Linked DNA regions of Mus musculus: region 2 is linked to region 1. Evidence: chromatin contacts called from ENCODE Hi-C or POLR2A ChIA-PET data. All regions are on one chromosome and are shown on one strand. Each heading gives the region's core, a stretch centred on a gene start or an enhancer-like site at or near the end of the contact. The rest is flanking DNA. Distances are from core to core; before and after follow the strand shown.

Region 1 (3,648 bases), core at 108-2,607:
TTCCTGTTTGTAAAACTGAGAAAGGGTCCCGCTGGGAGAGGTTGACACACTCTACAGTAGCCCTGTACACTTTCCCTCTTCCCCTAAAGCTTGTCTGAAAACTCGCTTGTGCCGGGAATAGTGAAAACAGTGAACCATTAAGTCACTAACATCTTTGAGAAAAAGTTTTACTGCAGAGGCAAGTTTGCAAAGGGAGTGTATAGAAACAGGAGAGTCCCAGAAAGGATCCGCGGAGAGCTCTTGCCAGGCCTTCCTTGTGGGGGAGGGGAAGCAGTGGACCCCCTTCCTAAAGAGAAAGAAGGCCAGAAACAGTTTACACTGCCCTGTCCAAGTACCCAAGCCACAACTCCACTGACACGGTCTCCTGTCATACTCCCACCCCAAGCCACGAACACAATTCCACCCACGCCCACTCCCCACCCTTATTTAGCCTTCTCTGGTCTGCAGCTGCCTCCCTGACACGAAAGGCCTCGCCTTTTTTACTTAAGAAAACTCCCTATCCTTCAAAGGAGTCAATCACAGGCCCCTCTGGGATTTCGGGTCCGGCCATGGAGGCCAAAATAAGAAAAGTCCTTCCGCGAACTCCCATAAAAAAACCTGATCTTTGCGTTCTCTCCAGGATTTGGCCCTTCCTACTTTGAGTCAGGTTAGGCTCCTGCGTTCCAGTGAGCGCTCCCAGAGGGCAAAGTTTGGCCTCTGTAACCTACAGTGCTTAAAAGCAGTGGAGACTCCACAACCGCTTACAAAAAGATAAATTAATTAATAAATTTTTTAAAAAATTTTAAAAAGGCAGCAGGGGAGCAGAGGTCCGGAGCCACCGATCTTAACCTGGCTCCACCTTCCAGGGATGACTTCCAGGAAAGCCTGCCTCTCTTTGCCTCGCCTGCCCTGACTGTAAAATGGGAAGACTCCGAGTCACTGGGTCCCTAGGCCCTTTCCGCGGTGACAACTGGGATTCCACGAAAGCTCGAAGCCACCGGGCGCGGCCCCGCCCCCTGGGCACCCAGAAAGGCCCGGGCCGGGGGCGCGCTGGGGACTCCCGCATCCGCCCCTCCCCCACGGCGTGCACCCCCGCTTCCCGGCCGGGGACCCGCACTTCCGCGGCGGGCGGGGCGGAGCAGGGCGCCCCGCGCTCCCCACCACCCTCAGCGGCCCGTCCCCCGGGGGGTCGGGGGGTCGAGCGGCGCCCGCGGGCCGAGGCTGCGGGAGGAAGCCTTCGCTACGATACCTGGGGGAGGAGGTGGACCGGGCAGCGGCGGCCGCGACGGCTGGAGGCGGAGGCTCGGGCGGAGGAGGAGGTGCCGGGCACTCCCCCTCCCATTGTCCCGGCCCGGCCCGCGGCCCGCAGCGGCCCGCTCCGCCCGGCCCGCGTCCTCCCCGGTGCCCGGCCCCGCTGCCGGCCCTTACCTTGCAGCGGCCGGCTCTCCCCCGCCGCTAACGCTACTTATCCCGGGAAAGCTCGAGCGGGCCCCGGGAGCGAACCCACAGACAAAAAGTGAAACTTCAGCAGCAGGCCGGGAGTGGCTGCTGGTTGGTGCTCTCCCCCTCCTTCCTCCCCACCCCCTCCCCGCGGTCTCCCGTGCGGTGCCCTGAGCGCTGGAGGCTGACGTCAGGGGCCTGAATTCCTGACTTTGCCTGCACGCATTTGTCCATGTAAGGTATGGGGAGGCGTGTGCCCGCGGGCCGCCGCACTAGCCGGACGGGGAGGGGGCGCGGGGGGCAGCGGCGGCTCGAGGTGGGTGACCCTGGGCAATGCACTTCCTGGAGGAGGGGACGCGGGGGGAGGAGGGGGTACAGGGAGCATGGGAAGAGGAAGGAAAAGAGGGATCTGCCTCCACTGGAGGAAGAGGAAGGAGATGCAGGAGGAAGTCGAGAAACCGGCACAACTCGGGTCTGTTCTGCAGACGACAGATTGGAAAGCTGAGCTTGAGCAAAGAGATCCTGCCATGGAACACCCCACCCCCCACCCTAAGAGCCTCGTCGGAGCCCCGCCCAGGACTCCAGCAGGACTCAGAAGTCCGGGATGGTAGAGAGCAACTTCAGTTCCCTTCGCACAGGAGAGCTCCGAAGCTGGGACCTGACCCAGTCCTGCCCCGTGGAGAGGAGCCAGTATTCTACTCTTAGCTGGGTTTCCGCCTCCAGGCACGACCCGGCCTCTAACTGTGAGCTTAGACCCAAGTTAGAGCTAGGCAGATGACTTGACCCACTGAAGTGACTAACCCCAGTTCCTGGAAGGTTGTGGTTGACAAGCCTTGAGAAACAATGGCAATCGAGTGCTTCAGGGCAACTTCCTGTCCTTTGTTCAAAGACAAGAACCTTTGGAGTTTAACTTTTGCTTCCCAACCCTGCCCTGCCGGAAAACCAACCAGAAAGCTTGCTCTGTTCTTACAGCTTAAAAAAAGAAAATACACGAACTGGGTGAACTGGTTTGAATAAAGACAAGCCTGTTCTTGGAAGGTTGGGTTTGGATATTTTGTGTTTGATATTTGTAAAAGTGAGCAACGATGAGAACCCCTTTTACTAGGTTAAGATTCCGGCTAGGAGACACTGGAAGCCCTCTGGCCCTCAGTAGTGAACGCTTTTCATCCCGGCACAAGAGAGGTTTACATAGACACTGTCACAAACTAACCAAAAACACAGATTTGGGTGTGGGTGTGTGGGTGGGGGTGTGGGTGTTTCTATCCTGTATCCTTTGCTTTACCCCAGTCTCCCAAACAACTTCAACCCATGCTAATAACACAACCACCCATTCTGGTCTTTGATTGGGTTGGGTAGGATCTAAGGAAAATACCATAACATGACCTGCACAACACAGCTGTCTGAGCATGCCCCTGACCTTCCCACTCTCAAGCCACCTTCCACCACCGTGGGCCCTCACCTTCTACAGCCTAACTCAGTCATGCAGACAGAAAAAGTACACCAGGGACTTCAGGGGTGGGGACGCTCCAACGTGCCTCTTCTCCGGTTATATTTTGATGAACCTTTCGGACTAAGTGTCAAAGTACGTACTCCTGTACTTAACATGTATTGAACATTTCTCCGGCAGTCTTCAAAATTCAAACACTTCTGGGGCCAAACTGCTTAACCCCTTTGCCCTCCCAAGTTTTCCAGCTACACACACTCAAAAGTAGGATTACAGCAGGAGAGAACACGGGTACCTGTGCGTTCCACGGGAAACAGGCTCCCAGGGGTCCGGCTTTTTAAGAGATCAGTGTATTCACTCTACCCTAAGCATTTCAGCCAATGCGTGCCCTCTGTGCTACTGCAATGGAAGTCATCCATTGCTCGTTTAGGTATAACAGAACTTGACCAGCATCCCTTGCTTCCTTTACTCCCTTCTCAGTAACCCACTTATAAAGAATAATAGAGTTCTAATGAGGATTAATAAAATTTAATAAGGTATAATTAGAGTCATTCATTTCCTCAATCATACACATTGTAAGAGTGCTGTGTTGATCCAGAAATGCTACTAATTATGTTGAAACTGTTCTCTGTGTTGGGGGAGATCACTGTATCGCTTCTCCTGAAGTACTGATGCATCACTCAGGTAGGCATGGTGTTCTCATGAGCATTATAGAAAGTTATAATCACAAGAGATCATTGCAGCACATGGGGCCCTCACCTGCAGTGTAAGTGACAAAGTCATAG
Region 2 (3,331 bases), core at 799-3,298, 240 kb after region 1:
GCTGATGAAGCCTCGGCATCTTATCTCTGGACTATAATTGACGATCTGAATGTTAGTATGAGATCTAAAGTGAAATGAATCGGTGGTTTCAGTTCCGGATATGGTATGCAAAGAAAAAAAAAAAAAAAAAACCTTGCTCTTTGAAATTCAGCACTTCCTTGTCTGTGCTTCAGGAAGCCACACGCCTGGTGTTGAGTGTGGAAACTGACTCATATCTGGCCCTTTGAGATTAGCCTCTCCAGCCCCCCCCCCCCCAGACTGTGGGCAGGATCTGGGGCCTAATGGGAAACCAGAATGGGGTCTGGCCTAATCTGGATCAGACACAACATCATTGGTACACATGCCTTTCAAGGTCCTTCCACATGGTTCTAGAGGCAGTGGCTCTTCTGGGCCATCCCCAGAGCATTGACGGTGCACTTGGCAGTGGGTAAGTGACCTGAGATGGAAGGAAACAGAATCACAAATGCAGTGCCTCCCAGCACTGTACTGTCATGTTAAAGGAAACCAGAGAACTGAGCCACTTGGTGGAAGTGCCTGGCCCTGAGATCTTATCATGTGCCTTCCCACCAAAAAGCCTCAACAATTAACAGCCATTTTCCCCTTTGACTGTCCCAACAAGCTTCTGTATGATAGTTAGGGGTTAGGGACAGGGAGAAGTAATTTGCACTTATTTAGAGTTTATTGAGAAGGAAGAAGCTTATCAGAGACTATAGCATGAAACCCTGGGCAGGTGGCAGGGAGCTCGGGTCTCCTGCACTCAGCCATAAGTGGTTTCCAGGCATTTTACAGACCGTCTCAAGACGGGAAAGGCCCACTAAAACAGCATATCTGTTTGGTTCTAGTTTTCATGTTCAAAAATATCTTGCCCAGGAGGAGGGTGAAGGTGCTGGCTTAAAAGAGAAGTCAATGGGAGACAGAGTGCAGAGAGAAAGAACCAACAGAACCCAGCTCAGCAGTAGAAGGTCCAAGGTCCTTTTTGACCTTTGGCTAGACACTTAATCTCTCTGACCTTCCCTGACCCCATCAGTACAGTGCAATTGCTACTTACAAAATGAGATCATGCATGGGGAAGTATTTGTTTTATGGATGGAAAGCGCCATGCAAAGATTCATCATTAGTCTTTTGAATATTAATGGTTAACCTGTGTTGCAAATGAAGGTATAGCCACCACCCCAGAATGAGGACTGATCTTCCCACCTTTCTTTCCTAAGACAGATCAGTCTGCACTTTTTTTTTTTTTTTTTTTTTACCTACATGCTCCTTACTTCCAAAATGGGTATCCTGATCAGAAAAGCAGAGTGAGAAGATTAAGACCTTGTCCCGGAAGATGAGAAGAGTTAGAAGAAGAAAATCCACAATAAGAATAATTTTAATGAGGCACGTAGCATGTGTTTGAGATCCTTGGCAGCTCAAACAAAAGAAATGGGGGACGGATCGCATTATGCAGCTGCCTTTATCCACTAAAGAAAGAGCAGTTATGAATCAGGGTCAGCCAACTCCTTCCTAGTCATAAGCATGCCAAGAAACATGCATTCTTGGTGAAGGGCTATCAAAGTTAAGTGATAGAATCTTTAAAAGGAGACACATGGAGGGGGATGCTCCAATCTGAGCAGTAGGTGACATCCCCCCCCCCACCGCCGTGAATTTGTGTGTACCTTTCTAGAACGACACACACAAGCAACACAAGCAACACAGTGGTTGCTAGAAGGAGCAGGCTTAAAAACAGCAACAACAATTAAAAAAAACAAAACAAAACAAAACAGTGAAAATCAGCTTGCTCTCTGTTCCCAGGCTAGGGAGCTGCTGGCCAAGGTGTTTATAGAGCTTTTGTGGGGAGGGGGACAGTGAAATAGGCAAAGCAGTGTATGTAGTGCCTTGCACAAGGTCACTTGATGTCTCTGAAACTGATTGTGTATTCTGAGCTCCTTAATAGGATTTTGTAGGTCACAGTGTTCTAGGCACGGCTCCCTGTTGATGTACATCTCTCATGTAAGATTTAGATCACCTCTTTTCGGGCAGAGCTCCATGGAAACACCGCCCATGATTTCTGAAATGGAGCCTGACTGGGTCCCCATAATGCCAGGCTGCCGTGGTCAGCAATCTCTGCTGCTGACACACACTGGACACTTGGCAAGCCAGAGACTACTAGTATCTAGTCACTGTAGCTTATTGTTACTCTCATGTTAAAGCAAGTTCCTGTTTCTATAAAGTAGCCAGGCAATGGAGTATTCTAGGCAAATGGAAAATTCTGGTTCATCTGGTTACCATCCATATCATTTGAGATTCTTGGTTTCCAAAGACATAATTACAACACACTTTGCTGAACGCTAAAATGATAGTGTGACTTAAGCTTTCTTTGGTGATTCACAAGGCGCTTCGGGGTCTGTCAGCACCCGATAGCATAATTACCTTCTTAGCTCCTCATTTTCTAGGACCCAGAGTGGAAATGTAGAAAGCGTGGAAACCTGGGAGGTAACTATAGGACACCCCAACCAGACCGTTGACATTGCTGGCCCTGGAGGCGTGTGTTATCTTTTAGTTTGTTGACAAACAAAATTGCAGCATCAGACATTCTATATATTGCTGGGTGTATTGTTGGTTTTTGCATTACTAATACTCTTCTTCTCAAGAGTAACGAGGAATCAGGCCACAGTGACTCATACCTGTAATTGCAGCTCTTAATAGGCTGAGGCAGGAGGATTTTCAAGAGTGAAAGGGAAGTTTGGAATACATAATGTGTTCCAGGCTGGAACTCTCTGGTGATCTGGACCTGGTTTCTCTTTCTGAGTTTCAGAATGAAGGGTCTCTGGTCTCCAATACTTATTCCTCCTGCCTTTGATCCTGGGCCTGGAAACCTGCTGCTTGCAGGAGACACCAGTGGCTGGGATCACAGTCTAGACTGAAGGCAAGACTCTGTAAGATTCCAGGGTCTGTCAGACCCTGCTGCCCTGCTGGAGCAGTACATCGGGTGTCCTGGCTTCTAGATTGTACCTTTACTGTTCCAGGTGACTTCTCAGAGAAATCTGAATGTGGGTCTGTGTGTGAACATTTTCCTATTTTCTACAAAGAGACTTCATCACAGAGGCTCCGTAGAGGAAGTCATTGCGGTTCCGTGTCCAGTCCTCCGTGAGGGTGGAGCTACTGCCAAACGTCTTCTGCTAGTGGTCCTCTAGGTAAGAATGAGATGCAAGTCCACAAGCTCTCCAGTAGTCTCCAATTCCTGCAGTGCATTCTAAACTGTGGATGTTGGCATTTGGGGATAGCAACAGGGTTTCACTATATATATATATATATATATATATATATATATATATATATATATATATATATA

What was found. Hi-C counts contacts between places; a loop is a spot of excess contacts on that map. ChIA-PET counts read pairs that join two places held with the same protein, here RNA polymerase II (POLR2A).
Region 2: a map of T-helper 2 cell shows a loop between it and region 1 (1.9-fold over the local background). The contact joins the enhancer-like site here to the promoter of Lppos in region 1. A Hi-C loop is called at or near these places in 1 of 37 maps with a recorded cell type or tissue (T-helper 2 cell). POLR2A ChIA-PET finds 5 or more read pairs at or near these places in 1 of 5 experiments (Patski).

What each region holds. Positions count from the first base shown.
Region 1 is chr16:24,391,364-24,395,011 of GRCm38, reverse strand. It overlaps Lppos (LIM domain containing preferred translocation partner in lipoma, opposite strand), which reads left to right and starts at 1,357. Exons shown (of 2, transcript NR_037954.1): 1 at 1,357-1,658; 2 at 1,905-2,456. It overlaps Lpp (LIM domain containing preferred translocation partner in lipoma), which reads right to left and starts at 1,662. Exons shown (of 13, transcript NM_178665.5): 1 at 1,408-1,662.
Region 2 is chr16:24,148,373-24,151,703 of GRCm38, reverse strand. No RefSeq gene overlaps it. Among named protein-coding and RNA genes, the nearest start is that of Gm32126, 9.5 kb to the left of the region's middle. Within about 2 kb of position 2,048, at least 1 of the 3 ENCODE cell types and tissues checked has a DNase peak (open chromatin) inside an H3K27ac peak, as active enhancers do.